Linked DNA regions of Mus musculus: regions 2 and 3 are each linked to region 1. The links are chromatin loops, found by intact Hi-C in ENCODE. Cell type or tissue: left cerebral cortex. All regions are shown on one strand. Links, peaks and the distances in the headings refer to the core of each region. The heading gives the core; the rest is flanking DNA.

Region 1 (10,410 bases), core at 1,405-9,404:
AATAGACCTGTTTATGGTCACCAGCTCTGAGGACAGAGCTGAGATTTGAGTCCAGGCCTGATGGCTGGGACTTTGTGAGCATTCGTGGCAAGCCCTGTTGTGTCTCCCTTTCTTTTAGGAGAAGGAGTTACATTCCTATTTCTCTTTCAAAACCAAAGTAACATGGACGGGGTTAAGACCAGACACAATCATCTGTGGCTTGTTTCTGTTGTTACTGTTTTGTATTGGAGAGAGCATAGTAGGCAAACTCTCTACTATTGAACCCCACCTCAACCACAGCTAACTTTTTGAATAAGAGCAGGCAGATAGCTCTGTGACCTTGAAGCTAGATGATGGCATAAAAAATGAGCAAGCAGTGTATCTTGGAGTATCATCTGAGCAGAATGCATGGCATCTGGAGAAAGCCACCACTACCCAGCACTAACAGATCACTTGGCCCTGTCACTACCTGGTAGCGTCAGGACAACTGAGCTGTGGCTGGTAGTATTAATGTGACCTTGGGCCAGGCCCTGTGGACACAAGCTAGAGTGACAGGACCCACTGGCCACATTGGCCACAGTTAACAGTAGTAGTCCAGGAGACTACTCCTGCCTCTCCTCAGTGCCTTAGTATGCAAAGGAAACCTTAGGGAACCTCAGTAAAGAGATGCTGGGCTGTCTGGGTGTGTCTATGACGATCTCTGTGACTATGTCTCATGGCCGCCTGTTCTTGCAGCCTCTAGTCCCCAGGACAATTACGGCAAGTAGTAGCAAGTAAGCAGGAAAAAATTCAGCTACGAAGTGCGAAGTGCGTGATGCCTTGGAATCCATAGGGCTCACCTTTAGCCCTGATCTGCTGGAGTCCCTTTGACCTTAGACCCTCAGTGGCCTCATCAGCTAAGCAGCTGTGCTGGCTTGACTCCTGCAGAGAGCCAGAGAATGCGGTCAGGAGCAACGTGGTAGCCCAGAGGTTTCCCTCACCTTTCTCCCAGTTTCTGTGATAGAGAGCACCCATGGCCCTGGCTTTGTCTCCAGCAGACACGGGGGTGACATGTTGGTTAGCTCTGCTCCCATCTGCTTGGCACGCACCCTGATTGATTGCCCTGCTGGAAGATTCTTCTCCGTGTTGAGTAACCAGAGCTCTCATCTGAGGCAGCTCAGGCACCACTGTCAACTCATAAATCACTTTGCTAAAGATGCAGCGTGGCTTTTGAACATTTTTCTCCTAAAAGAATCGATAACTCGTTAACAAGCGATTGAATAAAGGGTAAGCGAGGAAGCTGCCTGCTATTCCCTTCCATTAGGAAGGGGCAGAGGTGGTAGGTGCCCTGCCAGGGTGGAGGGTGTCTATTTACTAAGCAGGAGGCTGTCGTTGAGCAACCAGTCTTTAACATAAGCCTGTGCCTTCTCAGCCCCAACTCTTCTAACAGCCTGGTCTGCCTGTCCCTTTTACTCCATCTCTACTCTATACCCGTGCTCCAGGCCCTTCTGTAGCCAATGGTCTCCTCAGTCTTAGGGACTTTAATTATGCTGCTCTATCTGCCTGATGGTCTCCCTCCACGGCTGAAGTCATAGACAGCTGGCTGCCACCAAATCTTCCCTGAACCCTGCCCACTCCTTTTCCCACATAAAGGCATCAGACCCACAACTCATAGGCTTCCCCTTCCCAGAGCTCACGAGCCACCATTTACTCCTCTAGGACAGGGTCTGTCTTCCTTGAGGTCAGGGACCATGCCTGGTGAAGCTGTGTTCCAAGGGCCAGCACAGCACAGCAAAGTTTGTATCAGTAGGTGCTTGGAGAGTGAGGGGCATCAGCACGGAATGCCTCCCTCCCCTCTTCTGCTTTAGCCTGGAATGGTGATGTCTGCTTCTCTAGCGTGGCACCTCTTGGTGCCTCTCTCCCCACAAGGGTGGATATCATCTGCAAATCTCAGAAGAGTGAGTAACCTATAGTGGGTACCTAGTATGTCACAGAATAATGTGTATAACTTTGTGTAGGCTGATCCTCTCTATAGTTCCTATTTATTAATGATTGTTGTTGTTTTGAGACAAGTCCTTGCTATGTAGCACTGGCTGGTCCAGAACTCCTTACATAGTCCAGGCTGGCCTTGAATGTGTGGTGCTTCTATTGCCTCTGCCTCCCAAGTGCTGGAATTATAAGTGTGTACCACCATGCCAGATCCTGTAGTTCTCATTTTAAAGACGAGGAAACTAGGTCTAGGAATGTAGCTCTCAGATGGTAGAGTGCTTGCCTATTGTATACAATGCTCTATCCAGCACTGCATAAAACTGGGCATGCAATCCATACACGTAGGCCTGTAATCCCAGCCTTAGGAGGAAGGGCCAAGGGGAGTAATAAATTCAAGGTCATTTTTGGCTATGTAGCATGGTTAAACCAAGGCTGGGTTATACGTTAAGAGGAGGAGAAGGAAGAGGAGGAAGAGAAGGAGGAAGATGAAGAGGAAGAAGAGGGAGGGGAGGAGAAGGAAAAGGAGGATACTGAAGCCACACTAAAGAATCTGTATTTCTCCCAGCATCCTCCCTTACTGGAATGCCTATAGATAACCTGGGAATCATGGAACAGTAGAAACCAGAGCACCCATCCCAGAACAAATCTTAAGGCTGGCTCTGCAGCCAGGATGAAACAGAAGGTCTGAGGGCCTCCAGTTATAGGAAGCCACTCATTCGGGCTGCCTGGACCTGGAATGGCGCTCTCTCAGACCTCCAGCTCAGCACTGGCTACTCCTGCCCACATTGCCTGCTGCCTCCACCAAGAGAGCAGAGCCTTTGGCCCTAATCTCATTTGAGGCCATGAAATCACATTTGCAGTGTGTTAATGCAGCATGGAGCTGGCCCAGCTGTCTTGTCTCCTGGCAGAGAGAGGAGCCTAGAAAGCCATCTCGCCGGGAGGGAAGTCTCTTCAGGAACACCAGGAGACAGAAAGCAATTATGCTCTAAGAGGAAGATTAAAATAATGTCTACACTCGCCATGCTAACCCAAGGGCCTCAGAGCCATCCAGGCTGCAGTGGCTTGGGGCAAGCTTTCTTCTGGGGGTGGGGGGTGGGGAGAGGGGAAGACATGACCAGACCCTCACCTGCCCCCAGATCACCACCTCCCCAGTAGTCTCCAAGTCCCCCCAAAGAAACCAACATGTCCCAGGCCCTATCTCCTTGCCCCAGCTGTCCTCTGCTTAGAATATAGCCTCTGAGAAGCCCAGCTTCCCCAGCTCTTGCTGTGTGCCTTTATGTGATTCTCATTGATTCTCAGTTCAGTCAGGACATCTTCCCCAGTCCTTATGACCCAGGAATGGAGCTGCATGGGAGAAGTCCCACTGCTGAAGGTCGGCAGAACAAGAACTTTCCATCGTCTACCTCCCTGCTTTATTGTCCTGACTCAATACATTCTGCCTACATATACATTACATGTACATATATGCATACACAGGAGTGTACACACACATACATACACACATACACGCACACACGCGCGCGCGCGCGTGTGTGTGTGTGTGTGTGTGTGTGTGTGTTCTGTGGCCATGGAGTCAGTCAACCCTAGATTAAAATTTTTTAAATATTTGAAAAAAATAGTTTCTAGGGTTGACATGCTCAGAATGCTCAAGGCCTGGGTTCAACCACTGGCACCTCAAGAATAAAATAAAATAAAATAAAATAAAATAAAATAAAATAAAATTCCATCTGAACTGAATGCATTAACTTTTCCTTGCTCTGAGTCTCCAGACAATACAGCGCAACAACTAACTACAGTGCTCCAGCATTCTATTAGATTTTACAAGGAATCTAGAGATGAATTAAAATGTAAATTAAAATGTATAGGAAGAGCCAGGTGCATCTGTACACTCCTCCTGTAAGCCAAACATTTAGAAGGCTGAGACAGGAGGTTCACAAGCTTGGGGACAGCCTGGGATGTCTAGTTAGACCCTATCTCCTACTACCACCACTATTACTACTACTATTACTATTACTACTACTAGTAGTAGTAGTACTACTACTCGCCTTGCTAACCCAAGGGGCCAAACTACTATTACTACTACTACTAATACTACTAATTATTATTATTAAAGTATTCAGAAAGATGTGTATAGGTTTTATGCAAATACCATGTCATTTTCATTTAAAGAATGTGGGTACCTACAGATTGGGCCTTTGAGAAGTCCTTAGAGTCAATTCTCAGGATGCCAAGGGCAAGGTTACCATCTTCTCCTCCATTTCGAAAGCCTTCCCAGTTTCTGTTTCCTCCTTTACCCAAGGACTTCCCAGTCTCACTATGTTGTGCTTGTCTCTCTGAGGGGTTGTGAGAGGCCAGACCTGGCTCAGAATCAGGGACCCACAGACACTGCATGGAGGAGCTAAGGTTCCCTGCAGGGCCAGGGGAGGATGTGCGGCTCCTCCTGCCTCCATGGCTGAGTCCAAGGTGCCTTCCAAGCTGGCTGTTTTTAAGGGAGTTTGGGGGATCCTATCTCCTCCAAGAAGCTTTCTGGATTGCAGGGAAGTCAGCATTTCTCTTAATCTTCACAAGTCATCTTGTGAGGGAGACATTATGCTCCCTCTACAGGGGAGGAGACAGGGTCAGAGAAGTAACATGAGTCCTCCAGGGGCAGTGGGAGGCAGTCAACTAGAGCTCACCTTGAGTGTTAAGTTTGACTGTGGTGCTTGCTAGGGTAAAACCTTCATTCTTCAGACAGCATATCAGAGGGTTTACTCATGTGCTGGGGATTTTTATGCAACATTCCTCCTCTACGTCTCGACAGCCAGTTCTAGGGAGCCACAAAGTTTGTCCTAAACTCTGCACAGACATCCCCAACTTCACTCCAGCCTTGATCCCAAACCACCCAGTCCATGAGCCCCTCGCTGTGACAGTCAGCTGAATACTGGCGACCTGTCTTAGCTGGTCTTGGTATCATATCATATCATATCATATCATATCATATCATATCATATCATATCATAAGATGCCACCAGGAAGCCAACTACTTCCTTTTGCTTCTATTGAAGGAGTCAAAAAGTGAAACATTAGGGCCCCCTTCCAAGGGACTGAGGAAGAGCTTCCAAATTGTGAGTCTGCCTGGCCAGGGACACAGTTAGTCATCCCTACCCTGGTCCTGACTGCTAGAGCAGAAAGTCTGGAACATGCTGTGGAGAACAGGATTCCATCTTGGCTTTGCTGCTGACTCTGCAGGACCTTGCCTGCTATAGGGTTCAGTTTCCTTCACAAAAAAACCCGAATACTGTCAGGCCACCCTGGACTCCTCCTGAGACCATGAGACCAATGTGATGCTTTAATTGGGGCTTTTTGGGTGCCCAGGGAGGTATGGACTCCGCCTCTGTCAGTCTGGCCCAGAGCAGCTTCCATGACAGAAATCCCAGAGCCTGTGGAGACACTACTTCCTCTCCTTGGTAGCTCTACAAGTCTTTACTTCCTGATTTCTCCTTACCCGCCAGTTTCTTTCCTGGCTCCATACCCTGCCTCTACACTGTGTTCCTTCTGAGAGTTCCATTAGAACCCTGCTCTCTTCTGCCCCACCTATCCTTGAGGCATGGCTCAGCCACCACCCTGATGCCTGTGAGGAGGGCTTTACACGGACAAGTTCCCATCCTTCCCCTCACCCAAGCCTCGTAGCTTCCCACTAGACTCCACTGCGCCCATTGCTTGGCTGAGGACTACGAGGCCCAAGGAAGTTGGGGACTCTATCTGAGTTGTAACTGTGCAGATGGAGCTGGGAACTGAGGTACAAAGCTACAATCTTCTAAATCCTCCCCGAACCCCTGTTCTGCAGTGGTCTGAGGCCTTGGGCCTCATAGATATGGTGGGTTTGGAAAGTCACTGTCCGTGCCTTCTATCACCTCCCTGTGAATATCTGGGCATGTCTCCAAGGGCTGGACACACAGACACACCGTCTGCTGCTTGGGAAAGTGGATAGAATGAAGGCATGTGTGGGTGGGTGGATGGATGAATGGATGCCACCTATGTCAAGTGAGGTTGGACCACAGTACCATAGGGGAGGCTGTGCTGACCCTGGTAGGCCAAGCGTCATGGAGACCAAAGCATCCAGGCTGCCAGCTTTCCCTGCTGCCTGCCTCCATCTGCTGTCAGAGTTGAATTAAATATCAGTTTCACACAGTGTTTTAATCTCACCTCATACATCACACATGCCATGTTCCCAGGCCTCTCACTCGTTTGGTAGAGATTGTGCTCTGGAGTCTGTACAGAGACGAAGCCAGGAGGCACCGGTCTATATGTAGGGGGCATGTGTGCTTCTCATGTGTGTGTGCTTCTTATGGACTTGTCTTTGGGAGAGGACACGGTGTGGTTTTGCACACACATAATCACTATGTGCATGTGTGCTCCTGGGTCCCTAAACACCTGTGAAGGTGATTGCTGGGGATGACAGGTGGGTACATGCACGGTTCCCTGGAGCTGGGCTTCTACTGGCTAAGAGGACTTCAGAAACAGGCACCTCTTTCCTCTCCATTTTCCCCAACTGGACTTTTTCTGTCTCTCTCTGTCTATCTATCTCTATCTTTCTGTCTGTCTCTCTCATACACACTTACATGCAGATACTCTCTCTCTTTCTCTCTCTCTCTTTCACACACACACACACACACACACACACACACACACACACACACATACACACAGAGGCACCCAGGAGGTGTGAGTCAGCACCAATCCTTGCCTGTGGGTGTGGGGAGAGGCAGAGAGGAGGCGAGGAGGCGGGCCAGCAGGGCCATCTGCTCTGTTCCCTTACAAAAATCTGCTAATGGTGCCACTTCCCAGACTAGTACCAATACTGGCCCTCTCTACCCTGCGGTGGTGTGGTATCTGACTCGGGGATAGCGGAACTCACAAGTCCATAGCATTTCTCATTGGGGAGACCAGCCAGGCAAGAAGTAGCAATCTTGTTTTCTAGGTGCAGAAACGGAGGCCTGAACTATGTCTTGTTCAGCGCAGATTCTTCTGTGCACTCATTGCTAGAACAGCAAGCTTCCTTTAAATGCCTGCTGCAGGGCATGCTGGACTGTATACCACTCAGATCTTCCCAGCAACAGTGGACATGGGAGTTGTTCTCATCCATTTCACAGGTGGGGAAGCAGAGGCTGAGAAAATCCTGTAACTTAAACAAGGTGGGGGTGCTGCTAGATAAACTTGCATCCAGGTCATTCTGATCCATGTGCCTGCTGGTCACCAGAAGCTGGCTGCTCTGTCCACCTAGCTGATAAAGCAGGGGCCCCCACGACAAGATTCCAAGGGCCTATAGAGACAGTTTAAAGATCAGGCAGTGTGGAGGCAGAGCCACAGGCTTATGCAGGGACATAAATGTGGGACCCCTACAACTGATGCTTACCAAGGAGAGCAGGTGGTCGACAGGCCATTATGGGGCCAGTCAGCCCCTGGCTCCTCCCCATGGTTGTGTGTCCTTCCCTTAGGGTACGAGAGTATGTGTGTGTGTGTTGGGGGAGGGCTTGGAAATACTCTGCCCTATCCTCCCCAGGGCCAGAACTGGCTACTCCACTGCTCTGCCAGCCGCAGCCTCACCACCATAGAGACAGGCTACACCCCTCCCTGTGTGGGTGACAGTGCTCTCTGAGAACGCCTTGACAGTTGCCTTTGTTCCTCAGAAATAAAAGAAAATCGAGGTACAAAGGGAAACCTCAGGTAGCTTTTAGCAGGGCTCAGCTGCCTGGGGCAGACTGTGTTTAAGCTAGAGGCACTTGTCACTGGAGCTGGGGGGGGGGGGGGAGGAGGGCACCTCAGACCCCGCCCAGTCCCTATGTGGTAAGAGGGGTGGGAGGGTGGATGGCCCCATCATCACGTTTACTCAAGAAAAAAGCTCTTTCAAATAATGGCAAAGGAGAGAAAAAAAAATCAATGAAAATTGATAGGGAAATGTAAAACAGGGCTCTCCCCGCCCCCCCCCCGCCCTCGTGTGTGTGTGTGTGTGTGTGTGTGTGTGTGTGTGTGTGTAGAGAGAGAGGGGGTGGGGGTGGGGGAGGGGCATTTACCAGGGCCTAAACTGACCAGCTTGGGGCTCCAGGCCCGGAAAGGTGGGGGCTGGGAGTCAATCCCTGGCACGTGCCTGCAGAAAGGGGCTGGTGGCTGGGGGGAGGGGTGGCAGCTGAGTCTCTAACTCGAGTTAAGAGAGAGATTAATATATTCAATCTGCTCCAGGGTAATTGAGGGAACAATTGGAGTGTTTTTCTAAAGCCCATAAAACTGCCTCATTTGCAAGGAAGAAGCTGCCCCTGCTGCAGGCCGCAGATTTGATGGAGGCAAGACAGCAGAGAAGGGACAGCTTGGGGATCCCGGTCCAGAGCAGATTCTCCGAGAGTCAGCCATATCAGCCAGGGAAGGGGCTGGCAGCTCTGTTCTAACCTGCGCTCTCCTTCTGCACCTCCAACCACTTCCTATTTGTAGTCCTGCACCTATCTCCCAACCTGTGAAATGGGCCACTGCGTTCCTCTCTACCAGGACCGTAGCAGGTGGAAGCTTTGAAAGACCAGAGAAGCAGGTCGGCACGGAAGGACGGGGGACAACAAAGAGGTGCCCAGGCCTCCCTCCCCACCCTTCCAGGCCAGCCCCCTGAGAGTGAATGGGCAGTAAAGAGTGGAGTTAATGAAATCCGTATCGTGCGCCTCTCCCCCTTGAACCACTCTAGTCTCCAGGGCAATGGGAATAAAGCACGCAATAGCGAGCAATAAAAGGCATAATGAATTTAAAAGCAGCCAGGAGAGGGAGAGTGAAGACTGGCAGCGCTCCGGCCGAAGCTGGAGGGTTCCCGGGGCGGCGAAAGTGCAGACCTGCCGCTCTAGCCAGAATCGCGACCAGGAAGAAACAGGCAGGATGGGGGTGGGGAGAGAGAGGGAACAAAGGGAAAGGCAAAGGGTTACCACCAAGGTGTAGGGACAGAGGGTGGAGGTGAGCTAGCCACTCCGCCCTCTCCTCGGCACTTGGTTCTCCTCCACTTCTTAATAAAAGCCCCCACCTTCTTAGTGCCAGAGCTACAGTTAGAAGCCACAGGCTTCGAGCCAGGTGCTTCTCATTTAGTGATTGCTTTGTTAGCTTTCTTCTTTCTTTCTTTCTTTTCCTGCTCCTCTGGGGCAAAAATAAATAAATAAATGAAAAGGTGTTTTAAATGGAAGAAATAAAAAAAAATTAAAAGCGTCTTTTAAAAGGCTCCAGGGAAACAGAATCATTTCCATGAAACAAAACCATGATTGTTTGGAAGAGGTACTGCGGGGTCGATCTCATCACACCCTCCTCCCTCTTCCACAGGAACCTGGACCGCAGGGTCTTGCGGGAGGAAATTACGGTTCAAAATCGCAGGAATCCCCAAGGTGGCCCCCGGAACTATGAGCAAGGAATTCAATTCATGTTTCCAGAAACTCCTTACCTGGGGATTTCCAGTTCAAAGTTTCCCTCTTCAACAGCTCTGCCTGTGGGAAGATGTCCCTCAACTAGTGACCTTTGAGGGCAGAATGGCTCAGGGACTGAAGACACCGGTCCTCTTTTCCCTCCCCAACCTCACCAGGAGACACAGTAGGGTATTTGGGAGGGGGGAGCTGGTCATAGCTCAGGCTTGCCTGCACTTTCTACTCTTCTCCCCCAGGTCCCTCTTCCCAGCACTGTACAGACCACCTGCTTCCTCTCTGATCACTGAACCATCTTTTAGACAAAGACAGAGGATTAGTTGTGTGATCTCAAAGCTTCCAGGAAGTGAATACAGGTAGTATCAGGAAAGGGCAGGCTTCTAAGGAAGCCCCTGTGCCCCAGGGGAGGATGACAGCCGTTGGCTGCAGGGAACTTGGGGTAGCTCCTGCCAGTGTGCTCCTAGGGTCCTCCTTGGTGAATCAGGGCACCCCTGAGGGACCTCCACCCTCAGTCTCTGGCTGCTCCTGTTGGAAATAGTCTCGGGAACAGTTCCTGCTAACCGCCCCCACCCCCTGGAAAATATTAGCTCAGAGCAACAACATTTGGTGTGGCCATTTAGAACCAAGGGCACCATGGCTAGGAAGCAAAAGGATTCAGACTCAGTCAGCAGACATGGATACTTAGCCCTTTTCCCTGTAGCCCAGTTAGATGCCTGCCTGCCCTTCATCTTCTTGTTCTATTGCCCCACCCCATGACCTTTAACTGTTATGCTTGGGAGAAAATGTCACACACCATGTAAAGCAAAAAGCACTCTTGAAACCAAAGTCCTACACTGAACCAGTTGTTGAGCCGTCTGGTGCCAGCAGGGCTGAGAACAGGGTTGAATGGATGAACCCTGTGCTGGGGAAAGCTTCCTGGAGGAAATGCCTTTGAATTGAAGCTTTTGCTCCTGGAGCCCAGAAATTTGTTCTTGGGCTTGAACTGAATGTTGCCGAGGTTGCTCTGGAGCCCCAAAATGAAGTTCTCTCTTGTCCCTTTTATTCC
Region 2 (10,410 bases), core at 1,644-9,643, 87 kb after region 1:
AGCTGTCTTCAGACACATCAGAAGAGGGCATCAGATCCCATTACAGATGGTTGTGAGCCACCATGTGGTTGCTGAGAATTGAACTCAGGACCTCTGGAAGAACAGTTGGTGCTTTTAACCACTGAGCCATCTCTCCAGACCCAGACATTGCTTTTATTGTCATGGATAGAATGCTATTTTGAGAAATAAAAAACAGCAAGATAAATCTCTTTTTAAAGACTAACTCCATAATTATCAGTAAATTTAAAACATATAGAACACAGTGTCTTTGTAACGGATTAGTGGGGGAACTAGGAGGGGTTCTGCTTGAATCACAGAACTCTGAAAATGACCTCAACAAGTTACTAACTCTCACTGTTCTCTGGCTTCTTTGCATCTCTGTTGGAACACTCATGGGATTGCCATAAGGATTAATAAAGTGATTATTGTAAAGCATAATGTGGGCCTGTAATGTGAGATTATGGTAAATATTCAACCAGCTTTGGCAATTAATGTTGTTATTATTTGTGTTAATCATAGGTAGTGACCACTAGACTATCCAGTCTAAATGATTCATGAGTCACTGTTATTAAAACATATCTGATAATTAATTCCCATCCTTATTCATTGTCTGTTTTAACACTGATCAATTCTTAGGAAGTTTGTCCCTCTTTTCTCTGACCCTGGCAGTTTTTCTCTCAAATGGTTTAATACTTTGAATGGGTTCTAAACTCAATTTGAGGGGGAATTCAATAGAGTGTTGCTAAGAGAAAATGTATCTAATTTGCCAAAACCAAATTAGGTCCATACATACACAAGGGAGTAAATTTAATCCATATATATATATGGATTATATATATATTATATTTTATATATATATATATATTATATATATATGGACTAAAATTTCATTATTAAACTTACATTTATACATCCAAACAATGAGCACCCACTAATCGCAATTTTGAAAGCATCTTCCAACTGCTCACTCGCCCGACCACTGCTGTAAAACCTTCCCAACTGACTTTTTTTTTTTTTTAAAGATTTATTTATTTATTTATTTATTATATATAAGTACACTGTAGCTGTCTTCAGACGCACCAGAAAAGGTCATCAGATCTCATTACAGGTGGTTGTGAGCCACCATGTGGTTGCTGGGATTTGAACTTCGGACCTTCGGAAGAGTAGTCGGGTGCTCTTACCCACTGAGCCATCTCACCAGCCCCTTCCCAACTGACTTAACCCAATAGGTTACATTTTTTTTTTACTTAGCCCTGGGTATTTGAATAGCTTTAAAAATGTCAACTCTTCTTAAGAAGGCTGGTCTCATTTTGAACTAAATGTTAATGCTACAAGACGTGTCATAATGGAATCTGTTCTCCAGGCCAGTCCTAGTAGATCTTTTGTTTTCTGTGAGACACTATTCCCTATTGAACCCTGAGGGAAAGTCATGTCACTTAAATATACAGGTGTGGGTGGGTGTGTTTCAAACACAATCAATGAATTGACATGTTATGAATGGAATGGCCTTGTTTCCTGCACTCCCAGCTTCCCAGCTTGGTCTGTCAATACCTTTACATTGCAAGTGTATAAGAGAAAGGCGTCCATTACTTCAAACGTGGCCATTTTCCGGTCCCCACACGGAACCTTTGTCATGTCCTGACACCTGGGCACAGCTTTCCCCCAGTATGCACTGTAATGTCTGAGACAGGCTCCCAGTTTCCCAGCTCAGGGCTCACTCTGGTATGCCCCCTGCCCCCACCCCCACTGAAAGTCATTCTTCTGCCTTCTTTCCTTGAAGAGTGTGCCCTACCCAAACTCTCCTGTTAAAAACCTTGAGTGAGAGCCAAAGAGAGACGTCCCCCTCCCCACTTTAACAACCAAAAAGCATTGCTCTGAGAGCTACAAAGGACAATTACATTTCCCCTCACTATCAGGAAGTGGCAACCTCCACATTTTTGGCCTCCTCTGTTTGTCAAGGTGTTCACTTTAGTTCTGGTTGCCCTCTGGCTATCATAGATGGGGAACATGGGGACAGGGGCCTGGGAACAGAGGACCCCACACCACCTCCTTCCTTAACAGAGAAGCCCCACTTTCTTTTGTTTCTTCATATAACAGTCCTCAGGACGGTTCTCATTCCAGCTGATCCTCAGGAAATACTTGTGGGGGAGCCATCCTTTCAAATCACCTTCTGCAGACAGGCTTCTGATTGAATTCAAGGCCACATCCGGGGCGTCTGGTTTCTATAGCGCAAAGAATTACTGCTCCTGATATAATGTTGCGAGTTCTGAGGCTACTGCTGTCATATTGCATTTTCTGACCATTTTCCAGGTCCTTCAACACACACACACACACACACACACACACACGGTGGGGGCGGGGGAGAGAGAGAGTTATTTTCCAACTCATTAGACTCCATCCTCATGTAACGTCCTTAAACATTTTATGAACATAAAACACCCTGAGAAAAACCAAAGCTATCACAGCACTCAAAGCACACAGAGGTGCTCAAAGGAGCGGGATTGGATGAGGGGCTGTGGAGCTCTGAGGTCCTACAAGTCCTCAAAGGAGCAAAGTCAGTGGCAAAGTCAAGCTGGAGGGTAGCAAGAAGACACTTTAAAAGCTCGACAATGGGCTCATTGCAGCGATGGTGGGTAAATAGTGAGTTCCCCAGCTTGGGATAAAGACAGGTGGGTCTACAAATTGAATCTCAAGTGGGTAGCTGAGACAAAACAGCTGGTGAGAAAACGGGAAAGAAGGGACTTGAATGATAGAGTAAAATTGGCAAGGAGCTTTAGAGGGACGGTAGAGGCTAGGGGCCGTTCTGCGCATGTGCAAACTTCTGAACAGAAAATAGCTCCTTCGAGGGCCTGTATCTATGTCGGCAGATAGCCCCAGCAAGCACCCTGGCCCCTGCCATCCGCACCCATCTCTCCTGTTCTATGAGCAGAACCTGTAGCTCTCTGGTCTAGGGAGCACCCAGTCTAGCTGGACAGTATCTCTGGTCGGAAGCTTGGCCCCAGACAAAGGATTGAACTCTCAGCTTCCCCTGTTCCTTCTGCACTGAGCAGTCAGGCTTTTGGGGGTGGGGGTGGGGAGGTCTTAAGAGAACTCCCAATCCTTGGGATGGGAAGAAACAGGAAGTAGCCCTTTTCCCACTGCAGACCCATGACCAGACCTGTATCCAGTGTGCGATCCAGTATCCTGTGTGCGATCCTTGAACCAGTCCTGGGAATTAAGCCAGTCCCTGTCCCTACCCAGATGTGGGATGAGTCTTCCTGAAAGATGGCATTCCTGGCAATGAGTGGGCTGTAGGCAGGGATTTGGTAGGGAGTTAGTAGAGCCTGAGGCTAGGATGAAATGCTGGGTGTCTGACCTGGGCCTGTTCTGAATCCTACACTAGTCCAAGATCTAATACCCACAGAAGCAAGAAAGGAGGAGGAGAAGGAGGAGGAGGAAGGAGAGGAGGAGGGGGAGAAAGAGGGGGAGGAGGAGGGAGAGGAGGGAGAGGAGGAGGAGGAAGGATGGAATTTTCACACCTAACCCCTCAAGTCTCTTCTTTCCCTTTCGGCTCCTTTTCCAATCACATCTTGCCCTTTCCAGGCACTGATGAAACCCACAGGAAGCTCAGCCTCAGCAGTTTGGCTGGTCGGGAGTGCAACATCCAGTCTTGATCCCCACCCCTTGTCTCCCAGTCTCCATTTGTAGAACAATAAGTCAGTGTGATTTCAGACCTGATTCTGTGTTATATCAGCTCAGCAGCCCCTGACAGCTGCCCATACATTACCATCACTGATGGAACACTCCTAACCACCCTGGAAACACATACACACACACACACACACACACACACACACACACACACACACACACACACACTCATCACACTCTCTCTCACACACACACACATACACACACACTCATCACACACACACACTTGCCACACACTCATCACACTCTCTCACACACACACTTGCCACACACACTCATCACACTCTCTCATACACACACTTGCCACACACACTCATACTCTCACACACACACTTGCCACACTCTCACACACACACACACACACTCACACATACTCTGACACATACCCACACTCACACATCACACACACACACTGACTTCACCTTGTCCAGTGGAGTGAGCTTTAGGCAACCTTTCACTTTCTGTAGTCACCTGCCTGTTCTGAAATGTGTGGTGTGACTTCTCTCTGCAAACCACAGCAGTCCTACCTCTAGGAACTCTCCTCCCCAAGCTGCCCCTTGCCCATCCCCCACATCTTCCCAGAGAACTCAAAAGGTGGTGCTGAGAAACAGAACACAGAGAGAGAGACAGACAGACAGACAGACAGACAGACAGACAGAGACACAGAGACAGAGACAGAGAGACAGAGACAGAGAAAGCCCAGTACTCCAACAGTCTCAACCCAAAGAGAACAGTGGACCAGTGCTGGCAGCCGCTCATTCCCTGAGAGCCCTTCTTGTTCTCTGACAGCCTCCTTCCACCCCAAGCTGTTTCAGCTCCAGGCAGGAGCTGAGAAACCCCGGATCAGGGGCTAGGGCAAACACCCGGAAAACTCACTTGATCACCAGGCAAATGCCCAAGGAATCCCAAAAGCTCCTTCTGTGGTGGTTTCCGCCTTCAACCCTCAGCTTCCTTCCTTTGTTGTCCCCTGACTTCCCACCCGACCCCAAAAATCTCACCGAGTCCTGTTCAAATCGATTATTTTATTGACAGTTTACATACAGAAGCATTTAGAAAAGGACATGGGCTCCGGGGTCAACTCCTCCCCGGGTCACCCACGTTTGTGCTGCACTTCGCCCAGAGCCAGAGCCAGAGCCTTGGTCCAGACGCCTGAAACCCCACCCCCTGACCTTTTCCTAAAAGAACTAAAACCCCACCCGAGTCCCCTCGCCACTCCCGCCCTCTCCCTCCCTCCTTCCTCGTCCACCTGCCCACCCGCTCCCCATCCCCCACCCCCAGCTCCGCTACACTACACCGGCACACTTTACGGACACAGAAGTCTATAGCCCACGCTCGGCGGGGACTACACGCTGAGCAAACTCTATATTCCTGGGGTGAGGGGAGACGTGGGGAACTAGGGTGTCCCTCCCGGGCTTCGCAACCCCCCTGCTGCCTCGGTCAGGCCTGAGGCAGGCCCATTCGTGAGATGCGCCCGGGAGTCACAGCTCCCTGTACCCACCAGCACGTTCCTGCTGGGGTCTGAACCCCATGGAGTAGCAAGAGTCACTGTGGCACGCACCAGCCTCTGGCATCTGCAAGACATTGACGACGAAACTGGCCCGGGAACCAAGGCCGCACCCTGCGAGGAAAAGGGCGCGCAGTTCCGGAGCGCTTGAAATTAGGAGAGAGCCGGAAGCAAAGAGATTCCGACACTCACACCTGACACACTCACACCCAATTTCCCAGAAGGTGGGAAGGGGGTATTAGCACCAGACCCAGAAATGTCGCTGCTTTTTAAAACAACGAAAATAAGAAAATCAGTGCGCTGAGTTGAAAGGCCTACCAGGACCCCAGTTTGGCTCCAACTAGACAGAAATGGGGTGGGGTAGGAATGGGGAGGGGGGACGCGCGGATTTGGATCATTATAGGAAAGGAGCGGTGAGAATAAAAATTAGCGGGCTTCTGGCACATGCATCCTTGAAAAGGCAGAGTGGGATCAAAGTGAGAGTCACAGCGCTCCACGCTGGGGACCTGTCCTGGGGATCCCAGGCAAACGCTGGACCAACCCTATTATTATCACCAAATGTGGTCAACGACTGGCGTGGCGCTCTCCCCTTGTCTCCAAGTTCCACCAGATGGGGTGCGCGATGGGTTTCGTGGATCGCCGTGATGAAATGGAAGGCATAGACGGTTTCTCGCCGCCCATGGGTGGTGTCTTAGAGGAGGTAGGAGCCTGACTCTGTGCTTTGGGTGGGGATGGGGATTCAAGCCCACCAAAAGAATGACCCCTGAATTCGGCCCACTCCTAGAAATCCCTAGTAGTGACCCCTGGGGAGGGCTAAGGAGGCAGAGTAACTGAAGGCTTGGGGGGTAGGGCGGAGTCCCGCGAGGGTGTTAAAGTCCTGCCGTCCCTAGGCTACGAGGTACCCAAGGTGGAGGTGGGCAGGCCAGGCGTGCTGGGGGCTCAGCCCGCTGTCTGCCTGTAGTTGCCGTTTATTTCCTGGGCGATGTTGACTGCTTCCGCTCCCAGGGGCAGCCGATCGCTGTACTCCGAGCCAGCCTCGAACTCCTCTTGGTTGGCCTTGGACTGAGACTCCACCAATGAGCAACCCGCCAGGCTTTCCTCTCTCTGAAGGTCCCCGCTTGGGTCCCCCTGCTCCACATCTTCATCCAGGCCTTCCTCCGGGACCTCCTCTGGCTCCTCACCTCCCGCCTCGCCACGAGCAGGGTAGCTTTTCTCAGACTCAAGGTAGGAAGCACGCGGATCGAAATCGGCCGCGATGCGTTTCTCCATAGGGTCCGGGGCCTGTGGCCTCAGGATTAAACGGTAGGGTTTGCCCGGATGTTTGGCCAGCAGATGGCAGCAGGCGGCACCCAGCAGGGGCACGGTGGCCAGCACCAGGAGAAAAACACTCACGGTCACGATAACCAGCAGGGACGGCAGTTCTTTCTTGGTAGAAAACACCACCTGCACGTGACACGCCTCGCCCGCCAGTGCCAGGCATACGGAGTAGTTGGTGCCAGGCCGCAGGCCGCGAAACCAGTAGGCATTGACCCCCTCTTCCACTCGTGACCACTGAACTGCCGTGCCACCCCCCGCAGGACACAGATAGAGTAGGCGCAGTGGCCGCCTCCCCGGCCGCCGCGCTCCGCTAGCACCATCTGGCCCAGGGCCCCAGCGCGCAGCAAGAGGCGTCAGCTGCACCCGAGCCTCACGCTCTGCTACATCCAGCGCGATGACGCCCAACTCAAAAACGTGCGGCTTGAGATCTGAGCTCTGGTTGAATGCATGGTTAGACACATAGCGAGAGGGGTCCCCATGGCCACAGTGCTTCTCTCCCATCGGATCTGCAGGGATCTGACCTTCCATCTGCTCTCCTTCATCTGTCTCCTCCAGCTCTGCCTCGATTTCCCCAAGCACGCTGACTCGGGCAAGACCTTGGCCTTTGGTTTTGCCTTCAGGCTTGAAGGGCAGGACGCTGTTGCTACGGCCCTTAGTGGTGGCCTTGCGCTCAGAGGTCGGGACCTGCGCATCAGGTTCTTCCCCTGTTCCAGGAGCGTGTTTTGGCGGCCCCGCTGCAGCCACCGTCACCCGTAAGGACGTTGAGTTGGTGCCCAGCTCATTGTGTGCACGACAAGTGTAGATGCCTGCCTCCTTGGCACTCAGAAGGGGCACCAACAGAGAGCCATTTGCGAGGGCCAAGAAGCGCGGGGTGGCTGGAGGCGCTGGCCAAGCAGGTGCTGGAGTTGGGGTTGGCGCTTCAGTCTGCGTAGGCAGGTCCTCATCTCCGTCACCCTCTCCATCCTCCACCTTATCTCCTCCATCTTCTTCCTTGCTGAGAACCGGTGGCACTAAGACTACAGTGCCACCCGGGATCTGAAGTTGCCATTGCAGGCGGGGTGTGGGGTGGCCTTCGGCGACGCAATGTAACATGAAAGCCAAGCCTGCGCGCAGAGGGGTGCCAGGTGCCTCAGGCGGCGGCTCTGCGCTCAGACGCACGCTGGGGGGTGCGCAGGGCAGGGCGGGCAGGCGGTGCACGGGCACGCCCTGCAGCTCAGGGGGCGAGGCGCACGCTATAGAATCGGGCTCCGGTAAGGAGACCCGGGTGCTCGCTGCCCAGGCCTGCAGCCACACGAGACCACAGCTGCAGTGGAAGGGGTTGTGATAGAGTTGCAGGTGAGACAGCGCGCTTAGTGCGTCGAACGTGCCGGGCTCCAGGGTACGCAGCCGGTTGTTGTTGATGCGCAGAGAGCGCAGGTCCGGGAGCGCGCCGAGTGCATCCCGGGGCAGCGATCCCAGACGGTTGTGGTTCATTTTCAGCAGCTGCAGCGCGCTCAAGTTACGAAGGTCGCTCCAAGGGAAGTTGGATATAAGGTTGTGGCTTAGGTCGAGGTTCTTGAGCTGACTCAGCACTGCCAATGCCCCTGACTCTACCGTGCGTACCTCACTGTGAGCCAGCCACAGCGAAGTGACCTGCGTGACGTTGACGAAGGCCCCCCGCCTTAGTACCGTAATCTTGTTGGCAGACAGACTAAGCGTGGTCACGTTGGCTGGCAGTCCTTCTGGGACCTCGCGCAGCTCCTTGTAGGCACAGTCTGCAAACTGGTGGGCGTACTTGTCAACACAGGCGCAAGGCTCGGGACACGCTCTGACCACTCCTAGCAAAGCCCAGGCCAAACACAGGGCTCCAAAGGGCCCCATCGTGACTCCTGCAGAGGGAAGTCAAGGTGAAGGGGGAAATGGTCACTTATGCCACACCTCTCTCCCTCCCCTAACAAACTCTACCTTCTAAACCTATGTAGGCTCCAGACACCTTGGTTACTGAATTGAGACCAGTGAAAGCCTGCATATTCAATGAAGGCTTGCTTTCAGAAACTGTCTTGTTTCTCCAGAGGGCATGAAGTATCCTCCCCCACACCACCCCCAGCTCCCATCTATCCCCTTATCTGGAACTGCCCCCTCCAAAGCTTGTGGTCTGCAATGGGCCCCATACAGACCCTTCTTTCTCTATCTTCATTTAATTCAGTGAAATGGAGATGCAGAAAGATGTTCGTTCATGACTAACTGTCTTCTTCGGAATCCTTTGTCCCACGCATAGCACTCGCACACACTTCCTCACAAGCAACAACAGCGCAAACAAAAACTCAGGCATCTCCCTGCTGCATCCCACTACAAGGCAGCGAGACTCTGTTAGGAGGTTCACAATGAGTTATATAGACACAAAAATACGGGCAACCCAAACATCTACACAATATACCCTGGGGACCTCATTGTTCTCCCAACTCAATGCAGCTTTACCACAGTGTTCTCCACCAGGAAGCAAAGCACTTTCCTGTGTACAGTGAGAAGGGACAGGCACAGGGACACAAGTCCTCATGTGAACCAGCCACACTCAGAGACATAGGTGCCACACTGCCCTACTCTGAGACCGAACCCCTAGCCGATGCAACATGGAGAACTTGTGAGGTGTGGTGTGGGGGATCTAGGCAGCCTCCACCCACTTTGCCTTCTCACCTCCCTGCCCTGGGCTGCAGCTCCCCTCAGGAAGTCACAACTGCTCAACCATGCTTTCCTCTGAGAAGAAAATCCTACCCCCTGACTAGAGCAGGCATGTTGTGGAAACAGTCAATAAAGCTTCCTCTTTGGATTCACAGAGCCCAGGCGAATCCCTCTGCCCACAGGTTTTTAGGGAACAGTCTCTAGCTAATAAGCCTGGAGACAGTCCAAGGTTCTATACTTCCCTCTAGAGCCTTAAGACGCCTGAGTGCATCCCCTGTCTCTAGACATACAAATATATTAACACAGACTCCCTGCCCCAACTTGAGGGTCCTGTCAGTCTTGGAAGACCCTCTCCTACACCCTGTCTCTGAGATTAGCGGGTCCCTTCTTGCTTTTGCTCCTAAAGGAGGCACCTCCCTTCCCTGTTCCTCCCAGACAGCCACCCAACCCTGACTAGGCTGGATCGACCCTGTGGACTGAGGTTGTGGGGCCCTTCCACTGCTTACCTGCTGCTCTCTGACTTGCAGTGTGATGCTGTGGGGCTGCGAGCCGGTCTCCAGACTCAGGTGACAGTCTAAGGGAGCTTCTGGCATCTGTTGCTGTGGCGGTGGGGAGAAAGGGGGAGTGCATTGAAAGAACTCCCCTTGGCCCCAAAGTCCTACTTCAATTTTTTTCTTTCCTTATCTGTTCGCCCTACTTCTCCAGGATTGCAGGTTTGAGAGCGGTCGCGCGCCCCCGTGCTCGGCGGGAACGCGCACAGTCTCCCACCTCGTGCTGCGTTTACATTTGTTAAAGCCATAGAGATCCTCTACTCACCTCAGGCTGAGACCTGTCGGTCTCAAGGGGCTCCATACGCCCATAGCCCAAGGCTCCGCCCTTTCCAGCCCACCGTACCCCTAGCACCCATTTTCTACTTCTCCCCACATTTACACATTCGATGACATTGTCACTATTCCTCCTTATGTCTCCAAACCCCTCCCCAACACACACACACACACACACACACACACACACACATCTTCACATGACTTTCACAGGTTAGAACTACTCGTCAACATGTAATAATCGCGTCAACGCGCTAAGTTCTCCCTACTTTCACACACATTTTCACAAGCACACCTTCACTCAAACACTCACCGTTCTCTTTTGCGCGCACACAAATATCCACGCTCACTCACCCTCACGCGCCCGTCCCGCCAGCGCCCGCGAGCTTCGCTTCTAATTGAATGCGAGCCGTTCTA
Region 3 (10,410 bases), core at 1,703-9,702, 65 kb after region 1:
AAGAAAAATAAAAACAGGTGTTTGCACACACAAAAGCCTGTGTACATATGCATATAACAGCATTTTTTTTTTTTTGGTTTTTTTTTTTTTTTGGTTTTTTTCGCCAAACACTAGAAACCACAGATGTCCATCAGTTAGAAAATGGATAAATGGATAAAAGATGCAGCCGAGAAATGGTGAACCTGCCAACGTGCACAACAGCTTGAGGACTTCAGAAGCCTGGCACATAGGGCAGGCTCTTGAAAATGACAGCCTAGAGACAGCCTTGTGTGGGCGCACGACTGTAATGCCAGCACTTGGGAGCTGCAGAGTGAAACCCTGTCTCAACAACAACAGGGCCACCAGCAAGATTACTCATCAGGTAAGCCACTCGCTGCCAAGCCTGACAACCTGAGTTTCATCCCTGGGGCCCTCAAGATGAATGAAGTGCCATCTCCCAAAAGCTCTCATATGTGTGCACGTGCACACACATTTTTAAAATGTAATTTTAAAAATCTTACCTCTCGGGCTGGTGAGATGGCTCAGTGGGTAAGAGCACCCGACTGCTTTTCCAAAGGTCCAGAGTTCAAATCCCTGCAACCACATGGTGGCTCACAACCATCCGTAATGAGATCCGACTCCCTCTTCTGGAGTGTCTGAAGACAGCTACAGTGTACTTACATATAATAATAAATAAATCTTTAAAAAAAAATCTTACCTCTCTTCAAAGAAAGAAAATCCATAACAATCCATGCCATGATCTTTCTATATTTTTGGATATGACCATAAAAATGTGAAAATAGATACTGATCTGGAATGTTATATTATAGCAAATAATACATGTAATGTATACATGATTGTAAATTAATAATATAATATGCATAGTATTAGTTAATCAGAGCAATAGGGCCAGACAGAGATTATCAGTTGTAATTAATATAGTCAGTTGAATAATATATTTGAGAAAATACCATTTTTCAAAAAAGACTTCTTATTTTTTGTGTATGAATGTTACTTGCATATATATGTGTGTGTATTGCATGCATGCTTGGTGTCTTCAGAGGCCAGAAGAGGGCACTGGATCCCTGGAACTGAAGTTACAGATACTTAAGAGTCACTGTGTAAGTTCTGGGAACCAAAACCAGGTCCTCTGTACAAGTAGCTGTACACTTAACTGCTCAAGCCATCTCCCCAGCCCAGAAAAATACTGTATTTTGATATTGTTTTTACCCTCTATGGAAATTCATTTTATCTTTTTACAACTCCTTCAGATGTTTAAATTTTACAGACTAATTCTTATAATATTAAAATACGTAAGTGTGAGACTTCTAAAAAGAAAAATGTAAACATAATGCAATAGTTTGCACAAATCTCCCATTTAATAAACAAAACAGACACTTGAAAAAGAAAAATCACATGTTTCTTTCCAGAAGACATCCAGTCTTCCAGTTCCCTTGTCTAACCGCAAGTCTTTTGTTGCCATGGCACCCAGGACATCAATCTTCTATGTAGTGGTGACCACAACTAGAGGCAAATGCAACGTTCACTATCATATGCAGCTCTTATCTTCACGAGTCCATAGGGCTCAGATTCTTGTTGTTACATGTAATGACATTAAATTAATATCCTCTTGGGGACTGGAGAGGTGGCTCAGTGGTTAAGAGCATTGTCTGTTCTTCCAAAGGACCCCGGTTCAACTCCTAGCACCTATATGACAGTTCACAACTGTCTGTAACTCACACCAATGCACATAAAATGAAATTAAATAAATATCCTTGCAACAACAGCATCTGAGCATGGAATTCTGGGATTCTGTCTACCAGGCTCCTAGACCTGTGGCCATTCATTTGGTCTCTCCATAAATGGTGCCTATTCTCTTTGGAGTTAACACTTGTTTTAGACCACCCTCATTAGTAGACCAGCTGCTTGTCAAGTGGATTTTTTTTCACATCCATAAATTCATCATTCAAGTTATCCATATCGGACCTGTCCATCAAGTTCCTCAAAGGACCCTGGGTGTTATCCAAGGCAAGCCTCTGTCAGGAAGATGGATGTAAAACATGGGCCACTTGAATGTGTGAAAGTGAAATTGGATTTGAAATAAGTTACAGGTTTCCTTCTGACCAAAAAAAAAAAAAAAAAAGAATATATATATTGGAAAAAATATAGGGGAGGGAGAGCCCCTATTCACTATTGGTGGGAGTGCATACTAGTACAACCATTATGGAAATCAGTATGAGAGTTCCTCAAAGCATTAAAATTAGAACTACCACATGACCCAGGTATTCTACTTCTGGGCCTCCAAAGGACTCCATGTCGACCACAGAGACCCTTTTGCATTCATGTTTATTGTTCCTGTGCTCACAACAACAAGGAAACGGAGCCAGCCTGGTGCACACTAACAGATGAATGGATAATGAAATGTAATAAATATATTCCATTGTGTAATGGAATTTTATTCTGCTGTAAAGAAAAATTAAATAATGATTTTTTTTTTTAAGAAAATTGAGTGGGTCTGGAAAATGTAATTTAAAATGAGTTGTCTCAGCTACTTTTCTATTGCTATGGCAAAACACCCTAACCAAAGTAACTTATTTTTAAAAGGGCTTAATAAGCCCAAGCTTATGGTTCCAGAAGGCTAGGATTCATGGTGCCAGGAACAGCTTAGAGCTCACATCTCCAACCACAAGCAGGATGCTGAGAAAGCTAACTCAAAATGGTAGAAGTCTTTTGAAACCTCAAAGCCCAGTGACATGCTTCCTGTAAGAAGGCCACATCTCCTAATCACCCCAAACATCTCTAATACCTGGGATCCAAATATTCAAACGCACTAGACTTTTGGGGGACATATCTCATTTGGGGGAATACTACATGAGGTAGCCCAAAATCAGAAAGACAAAAACTGGGTGTTCTCCCTTTTATGGGGTTCTTAATATAAATATTTCACACAAGATGTGAGTATAGGTAAAATCTTTTTAAAAAATATCTAGAAGGGGCTGGAGAGATGGCTCAGAGGTTAAGAGCACTGACTGCTCTTCTGAAGGTCCTGAGTTCAAATCCCAGCAACCACATGGTGGCTCACAACCACCCATAATGAGATCTGACACCCTCTTCTGGGGTGTCTGAAGACAGCTACAGTATACTTACATATAATAAATAAATGAATATTTTAAAAACATATCTAGAAAAGCGAGCAAGAAAGACCATATTAGGTCATGAGAAAAGATGGGGGCAGAGCAAAAGGGCACAAGGAACTTGGAAGGAGAAAGAATCTGACATCAGCCATGAAGGAGAAACAGGTGACCCGGCATGGGAGAGCTGGGGGAGGAGACTCACAAAAACACATTGTTAAAGGTGACACAATGTTCCCTAACATTATATCCTGATGATTTTTTTTATTAAGTTACAGATTTTCTAAAGAAGTTGAAAAAGTCCTATTTAACTTAGCTGCTCTTCTCCACTGATTTTGTTGATTTGTTCCAAAGGAGTATTATTTCCAAGAGTCACTCTTTTTCTCTCTCCCCTCTGTCTCTCTCTCTCCTCTCCCTCTCTTCTACCCTCCATCTCTTTCTCCCCTCCCCTATCTCTTCCCCCTCTTCCTCTCTGTCTCTCTCTCTCCCTCCTTCCTGTTCTCTCCCTCCCCCTCCCCAGCAGATGAGTTTTTGCAGGCCCTCTTAGTTCATCTCTTGTCTGGCCTCTCAGATGATGAAACAGTCTCAAAGAGCACATCGCTTCCACGTGCTTTGGCAGTGACCTTTCCCTCTGGTCTCATCCCCCATGGATTTCCACACTAGAGAAAGACATTTTCCTTATCCTACACTTTGAAGAGCTGACTTATGGGAGACCAATGTTTTAGCAGCTTTCCTACAAGACATCTTGTGTGCATATGTCTGAGAAAGCTATCTCATTCCATTTCCATAAATAATAATTAAAAAAAAAAACAGATCCTCACCAAGTACATCTACATGGTTTGGGGAAGCTGCAAAGTGAGCCCAGACCACATTATGAAGGTGCCATCTCACAGGTAACAAAGTCACGAGTCTTCTCAGTATTGTTTAAAGGCAGCAGCAGATAGCAGGCAAGTTAAATTTTTCTCAGGTGTCAGTCTATATACTAAAGGGCATTTCTCAGTTTATATTTATATCCCTTGCCAAAAATACAGATAGATGAGCAAATCCTAGCTTCAATAGGGTAATTCATCAATTTTTTTTTTTTTGAAACAGGTTGGTCTCAAACTTGCAAAGGATGACCTTGAACTCCCAATGACACTGCCTCCACCTCACAAGGGCTGGGATTACAGGTGAGTGCCACAGAGGCTGCAGTATCAAGGATCCTGCTGAGATAAAACACTGACCAAAGGCATGGGGCAAGAAAGGGTTTTCACTGAACACTTCATAGAACACTGAAGGAAGTCAGGGCAGGAACTTGGAGGCAGGAACTGAAGGCAGACGGTGGAGGAGCTGTTTCCTGGCTTGTTCTCAGACTTGCTCAACCTGCTTTCTTATACACCCACTTCTGTAGGGTTGCCATCACCTACTGTGAGCTGGACCCTCTTACATCAAGGAACAATTAAGGAAACACCCCATAGACAGGCCCATAGGCCAATGTGATGGAGCCAGTCCCTCAACAGACATTGTCTCTTCCCAGGTAACTTCTGTTTGTATCCGATTAATCACAACCCAGCCCAAACTCGAAACTATTTTTCAGATGAAAATACCCAGGAGCTATGAAAAACATGTTGCTGCCATCCAACCTATTGCAGACTATGCACGTGTGATTGTTGAAATAACTCACAGACCAGGGGAAGCTGGACCCCAATATTATCCAAGTGTCCTGTTTAGTTCCCTCGCAGTGTTTTAGCTACAAGCTGTGAATCCCACTTACACTCCATTTTCTAGAGCATCAAAGAAGCAATATGGTAAGAGAGATCACTGGTGTGATATACTCAGACACTAGGGCCACCTGTTTCCTTCCTTTAATCTTTTTGTTTTGTTTTGTTTTGTTTTTTGAGACAGGGTTTCTGTGTGTAGCCCTGGCTGTCCTGGAACTCATTCTGTAGACCAGGCTGGCCTCGAACACAGAAATCCACCTGCCTCTGCCTCCCAAGTGCTGGGATTAAAGGGGTGCGTCACCACGACCCGGCTTAAATTGTTAAAAATGTTTCTTCTCACATAGAATACATCCTGGCTGCAGTTTCCCCTCCCCATCTCCTCACCAGTCCCCAGAAAAGAGCAGGCCTCCTAGGGACATCAACCAAGCACAAAAATCTGATGTTTTCAACAGGGCATTCATCAGTGCCTTTCTGAATGACAGAACCAAAATCCCTGTGGTTTACTGTAGAATGCCTGCTTGTTGGTTCAGATGTAACCATCTCATCCTAGCCTATGGTGATCCATATCCATACTGGAGAACAGACCCCTCCCTGCCAGGGGCAAGGCTGCAGCACAAGCCCAGGTTGGACTCCTCCCACTCCAAGGATGGCAGACAAGCATCTCTTGAGGTAAGCAGGAGTGGGTCACCTCCCTAGATGGGAGCTAGCTCTCAGGGTGACTTTCCTAGGCTGATGCACAGCTATTCAGCTGTGCAAATGGGAAAGTGGGAGGTGATGTAATCATCCTACCAGTCCCGGCTTTCCACGTGACTGGAGGCTATTAGTGACCTCAGGGTTTCACTAGCACAAAACTCCATGCTGGGGTGGGTGGGGGTGGGGAGGGCAAGCAGCTTCAGCTTCCTATGATGAGCCTACATCACGGCAGAGGGAACAGCTGGGCACACAGATCTGATGACTCCTGTTGTCAACTATCCACGGGGAAAACTGTGTTCTGTTTAGTTGCTAGGCTTGCAAGGGTGCTGCTGTACCACGCACCAGCCTGGGAACAAGCAGGCAGAGCATGCCTTTGGAAAATTTTCCTGAGAAAGATGGGCCACCAAGCCACAGGCTAGCCACAGCAAGGCCGGTTGGATATTAGTAATGTTTGGCCTGTAGTCCAAACCCCAAACATCATCCAGCTGAAGGGGATATGCTCCCCATTGCTGGATAATTGCATTGGTCCTAGCTGGTCGGTGTGACAGAGAAGAACTAATCAGATAAAAACTGGATTTAAGTGATTTCTTAACCAAAGGGAAGAGTCGCCCATCAGTATTAAGGAGGTCAGACTGTAATAATACTTAAAGATGCATACATGATTGCAAAAGCTTTCCAAAACAACTAAGTCACTTGGGTGGGGAGGATCAGGACTGGGGCCTGTGATATAACTGACTGGCAACATTCATGTATTCCCAGTCTACTTTGCCCAGTCTGGGGTTTTGTTAATTTTTTTTCCCTAAGTACGATGTTGGTTCTGTTGAGCAATGTCATTTTTCCATGCTTCTAGGGCATAATTAGGAATACCAGAAAGGTAGCAGAGATGTCTAGCTTGTTGGTGGGCAGATACTGATCCAGAAATAGTGCAGAGCTGGTCAGGAGTGATGAAAAGATAACAAGATACAGCTAAGCCGCCAGGGCTGGGAACAGACTGCATGCTAGGACTGGGGTTGAGAGGAGAGAGGGGATGGAGCGGGGAGTGGCTTGGGATTTTTGTTGACTTAGCTTCTTCAAGAACGCTGTGGCTTAGGCTTATAGCTCAGCTTCCTGCCTGTCACCAGGATAAGCCAAAGGCTGAGAATCCCAATATCTCTCTCTCTCTCTCTCTCTCTCTCTCTCTCTCTCTCACACACACACACACACACACACACACACACACACACACACACACACACACAGTGGCAAGACCTGGATGAAGTAATAAACATGAGAAAGCAAGGCCTTGAGTCACTTGAGTCTCTGGCAATATATATTTTTTTTATTTCTAAGCAGTTATTTTAGCTTCCTGTGATGCTGTCACAGTTGGCCATATGGACTCAGTTACTGTGAACCAGTCAGCAGCTGCTGCGGCGGCAGAGCCTTAGAGCTTTGCTTTAGCTAGGCTGTAACACCAGCTATGAGAGGTGCAAAGTTCTATCTAAGACCTGCTTGGGCTGCAGAGTGACTTCAAGGCCACAAGCCTGGGTGACAAAATGAGATTGTTTTGAAATAAAACTTAACCAAGTTAACTGTGATGTAACTCAGTGGTAGAAGAACACTTGTCTAGCATATGTGAGGGCTTCATATTCACCCAGTCCAGAGAGAGAGACAGAGAGAGAGAGAGAGAGAAGAGATATCTAAGGACATAACTCTCATGACTCAGAAGTAACTTCAGTTTGCCCACCTAGTGACTGCATTCATTTCTGATAGAGCAGGATATATTTCTGGAATCATTGGTGGTGACAGCTACAAACTGGGCCAAGGATGGACCAGGCACAAACTCTCCCAACTTCTCTGTTTCTTAAATCCAGCAAGTCCTTCCTTCCTTCCTTCCTTCCTTCCTTCCTTCCTTCCTTCCTTCCTTCCTTCCTTCCTTCCTCCCTTCCTTTCTTCTTTCCTTCCCTCTATCCCTCTCTCTCTCCTTCCCTCCCTCCCTGCCTCTCTCTATTTCTTCCTTGTTTGCTTCCTCCCTTCAATCCATATTAAACACTGGCTGTCTGTGCCTATGGCATGGTTAAGTTCTAGGAAAGAATGGGGCCCCAGCAGTAGTTCTGACCACAAGGCTTAGATGCTGCTGCTTTCTGAATTTATCCACATTTTCATTCCCAGAAAATGGTGACTGTAACACCATTTGTCAACTTAAAAACAAATCTGTACTTAAACAGGATGACATTATCAGAAAGAGAGACTTGCAATATGGTGAGTACTCCCATCTTAGAAATTGGAGAACACCCCAAAATCAAATGAGAAAAGGGGTTTGCTTTGTAGGGTGAAGGAGGGGTAAGCAAAGAGGAGCAAAATCCTTGGAGGGAAGCTGAAGAAGCAAGACGAGCACCCAGCTGTGGTCACCCAGTTCCTGGGAGAAGCTGATGAGGGGGTCATAGTCCACTGTGCTCTGTATGCTTGCTCTGACCAGGAGGAAGCAGGCTCTGGGGCCTGGGGGCCTGGGTGAGAGGATGCTGCAGAAGTCAGATCAAGGCAAAGCAGAGAGTGAGAGAGGAGGTTGTGAACAGCCCTGGGAACTGATGCTTTTGGTGGATTGGTGGCTGATTGTTCCTCAACCTCATTCTGGGCAGCGTCCTCTCACACACCAACGTCCAGACGGACCCATGGGGCTCCCTTCCTGCTGACATTCTGATTGCTTTATTCTGTATTTCATGGTTTTCTAGGCCATTCAGCAGTGGTTCCCTTATGGTAGGGGGAAAAAATGAACCTAATTATATCTGAAGCACATCCAATACCCAGAGAAAAATGGGAAAAAAACAGCTCCAACCTCTTCCTTTGTTTCTTGGATAAAAAGGGGCCAAAAGAATACAAAGAAGATTTGGACCAATACATATCATGAGGGGGAAACTCAGTAAAATTTTGCAAAAGGTGGGAAAGGCACGGTAGACAGAAAATCTAAAGTGTTCCAAATCCAACCACCTATATCTATAAGCATAGTAAATTATAACTCTATTGTGATCCATGGAAAGAAAGGTATGCCACTTGGATTTCTAAAGTCGAGTTAGATATGTTCCGTAGTATTCTGCTATTTATTGCTACATGACAAACACTCCCAAAACTTGGTGTTTCAGATGGAAGTAGCTTATCACTTTTTGAAATTGTATATGTTGGCCATCTAGGAAATACTGCTGGTCTTGCTAGGTTGGCCCATAGTGTTGCTGACAGCTGACCACTCAGCAGGCCAGAGTCTCAGATGTCCTCAGGACATGCCTGACCACTGGTAATAGGTGCTTTGTTCTCTTGCGGGGGGGGGGGGGGGAATACCTAAGAGTGTTCCCTGCCTGTTGGATCAACTCACTGGGCATCAGTGTGTGTAGTTTGAGGTGTTCCCTGCCTGTTGGATCAACTCACTGGGCATCAGTGTGTGTAGTTTGAGGTGTTCCCCTGCCTGTTGGATCAACTCACTGGGCATCAGTGTGTGTAGTTTGAGGTGTTCCCCTGCCTGTTGGATCAACTCACTGGGCATCAGTGTGTGTAGTTTGAGGTGTTCCCTGCCTGTTGGATCAACTCACTGGGCATCAGTGTGTGTAGTTTGAGGTGTTCCCCTGCCTGTTGGATCAACTCTCTGGGCATGAGTATTGTAGTTTGAGATGTAAAGACAAAAATCTATTGAGAAAATGTGTCTTCTCCTCATGTAGATGTGCCAATTTGTCATATGCTGGTGCTGGTGCACATCTTTAATCCCAGAATTTGGGAGGTAGAAGCAGGCAGAGCTCTAAGAGTTCAAGGCTAGCCTGGTCTACATAGTGAAACCATGTCTCAAAACAAACACCTATAACTCTAACAAAACTATAACAAAACCTATAACTCTAGCACCTGAGAGGCAGATAAAGAAAGATCACTGGAAGTTTGGGGCCAGCCTGGTCTACATAGAGCATTCCTGACCAACCAAGTCTACATAGTGAAATATTGTCTGTAAACTGTCTTGTGTGATAGCACATACCTCTAATCTCAGTGTGCTGGAGTTAGAGGCAGCAGGAACAGGAGTTCTAGGTCATCCTTGGTTGTACGGGATTTTGAGGGTAAACTATATGAAACAAAAGCAAAATCAACAGAACACACACACACATACACACACACACACACACACACACACACACACACACACACACACACAAAACCTTCAAGTTGACATACATGACATCATACACTTTGTGGATCTCAGCTAATAATAACAGATTTTGATCAAACATGCTAAGGAAGAGCCTAAAATAGTTTTGTTTTTTGGGGGAGGGGTGGTTAATTTATCTATCTATCTATCTATCTATCTATCTATTTATTTATTTATTTTGCTGTATGGGAAGGGCCACAGAGTGGTGTCTGGAGATGCAGCTCAGTGATGAAGCACTAAGCTAGCATGTTCAAGCTCACAGGTTCAATCCCTGGTACTTCAAGGAAAAACAAAACAAAACAACAGGTCAGAGTCATTACCATTAAGGAGGCAGCTTTGTAATTTGCCAACTTACTAGGCTGAGCTGTTTCTCAGAGCTCTTCCTCTTGAATAATTTTAGTTGGAGTGGGCACAGTGACATTTTATAAGGCCATGGAAGAGAGGTAGCAGCTGTCTGGGTGCTTCCTTGCCAGGTCACCTCCTTGGTGCAGGCAGCAGTGGGTGTGAAAATGCTCTACTCTCTCCTAGGACCCTTTGCCAGCTTCCCTCACACTTGGGTCAGGTGTGCATTTAGCTATGTGAAGTGGGTACCAGCTTCTCCAGCAAGAGGCCTGCATCGTCAAAAACCAGAGGGAGTTCTCATCTGTCCTATGGCTCGCAGTGTGTGCTCCTGGGTTCCAGCTAATTCTTGCTCCCTTTGGCTTATATGTCCATTGTTTCCATCTGCACCTCCTTTATACCTAGGCTTCTC

Evidence for each region. Peaks named below come from ENCODE experiments on the same cell type or tissue, not always from the same donor. Only the 100,000 strongest peaks of a DNase experiment are listed, where the experiment ranks them.
Region 2: it touches region 1 in a loop (5-fold over the local background); 5 of 42 quality-filtered maps call a loop at or near these places.
Region 3: a loop joins it to region 1, with 6 times the contacts of the local background. A loop is called at or near these places in 3 of 42 quality-filtered maps.

The regions. Positions count from the first base shown.
Region 1 is chr9:58,104,909-58,115,318 of GRCm38, forward strand. All of the region lies in intron 3 of Ccdc33 (coiled-coil domain containing 33), which reads right to left. It also overlaps a transcript of Stra6 not described here. Among named protein-coding and RNA genes, the nearest start is that of Ccdc33, 8.7 kb to the right of the region's middle. In left cerebral cortex, for the core only: no CTCF peak of the experiment used is centred there; DNase peaks (open chromatin) are centred at 2,830, 6,152, 6,703 and 7,502; H3K27ac peaks cover 2,192 bases.
Region 2 is chr9:58,191,605-58,202,014 of GRCm38, forward strand. Islr2 (immunoglobulin superfamily containing leucine-rich repeat 2) reads right to left here. Exons shown (of 3, transcript NM_177193.5): 1 at 10,348-10,410; 2 at 9,676-9,768; 3 at 4,693-8,379. The coding sequence starts at 8,371. The coding sequence ends at 6,134. Among named protein-coding and RNA genes, the nearest start is that of Islr2, 5.5 kb to the right of the region's middle. In left cerebral cortex, for the core only: CTCF peaks have their summits at 6,517 (motif pointing right) and 7,541; DNase peaks (open chromatin) are centred at 3,194, 4,162, 5,235, 5,845 and 7 more places; H3K4me3 peaks cover 5,186 bases; H3K27ac peaks cover 4,786 bases.
Region 3 is chr9:58,169,382-58,179,791 of GRCm38, forward strand. It overlaps Gm39344 (a long non-coding RNA gene), which reads left to right and starts at 5,208. Exons shown (of 3, transcript XR_870787.2): 1 at 5,208-5,479; 2 at 10,404-10,410. In left cerebral cortex, for the core only: no CTCF peak of the experiment used is centred there; DNase peaks (open chromatin) are centred at 5,539, 5,758, 6,509 and 6,890; H3K27ac peaks cover 3,462 bases.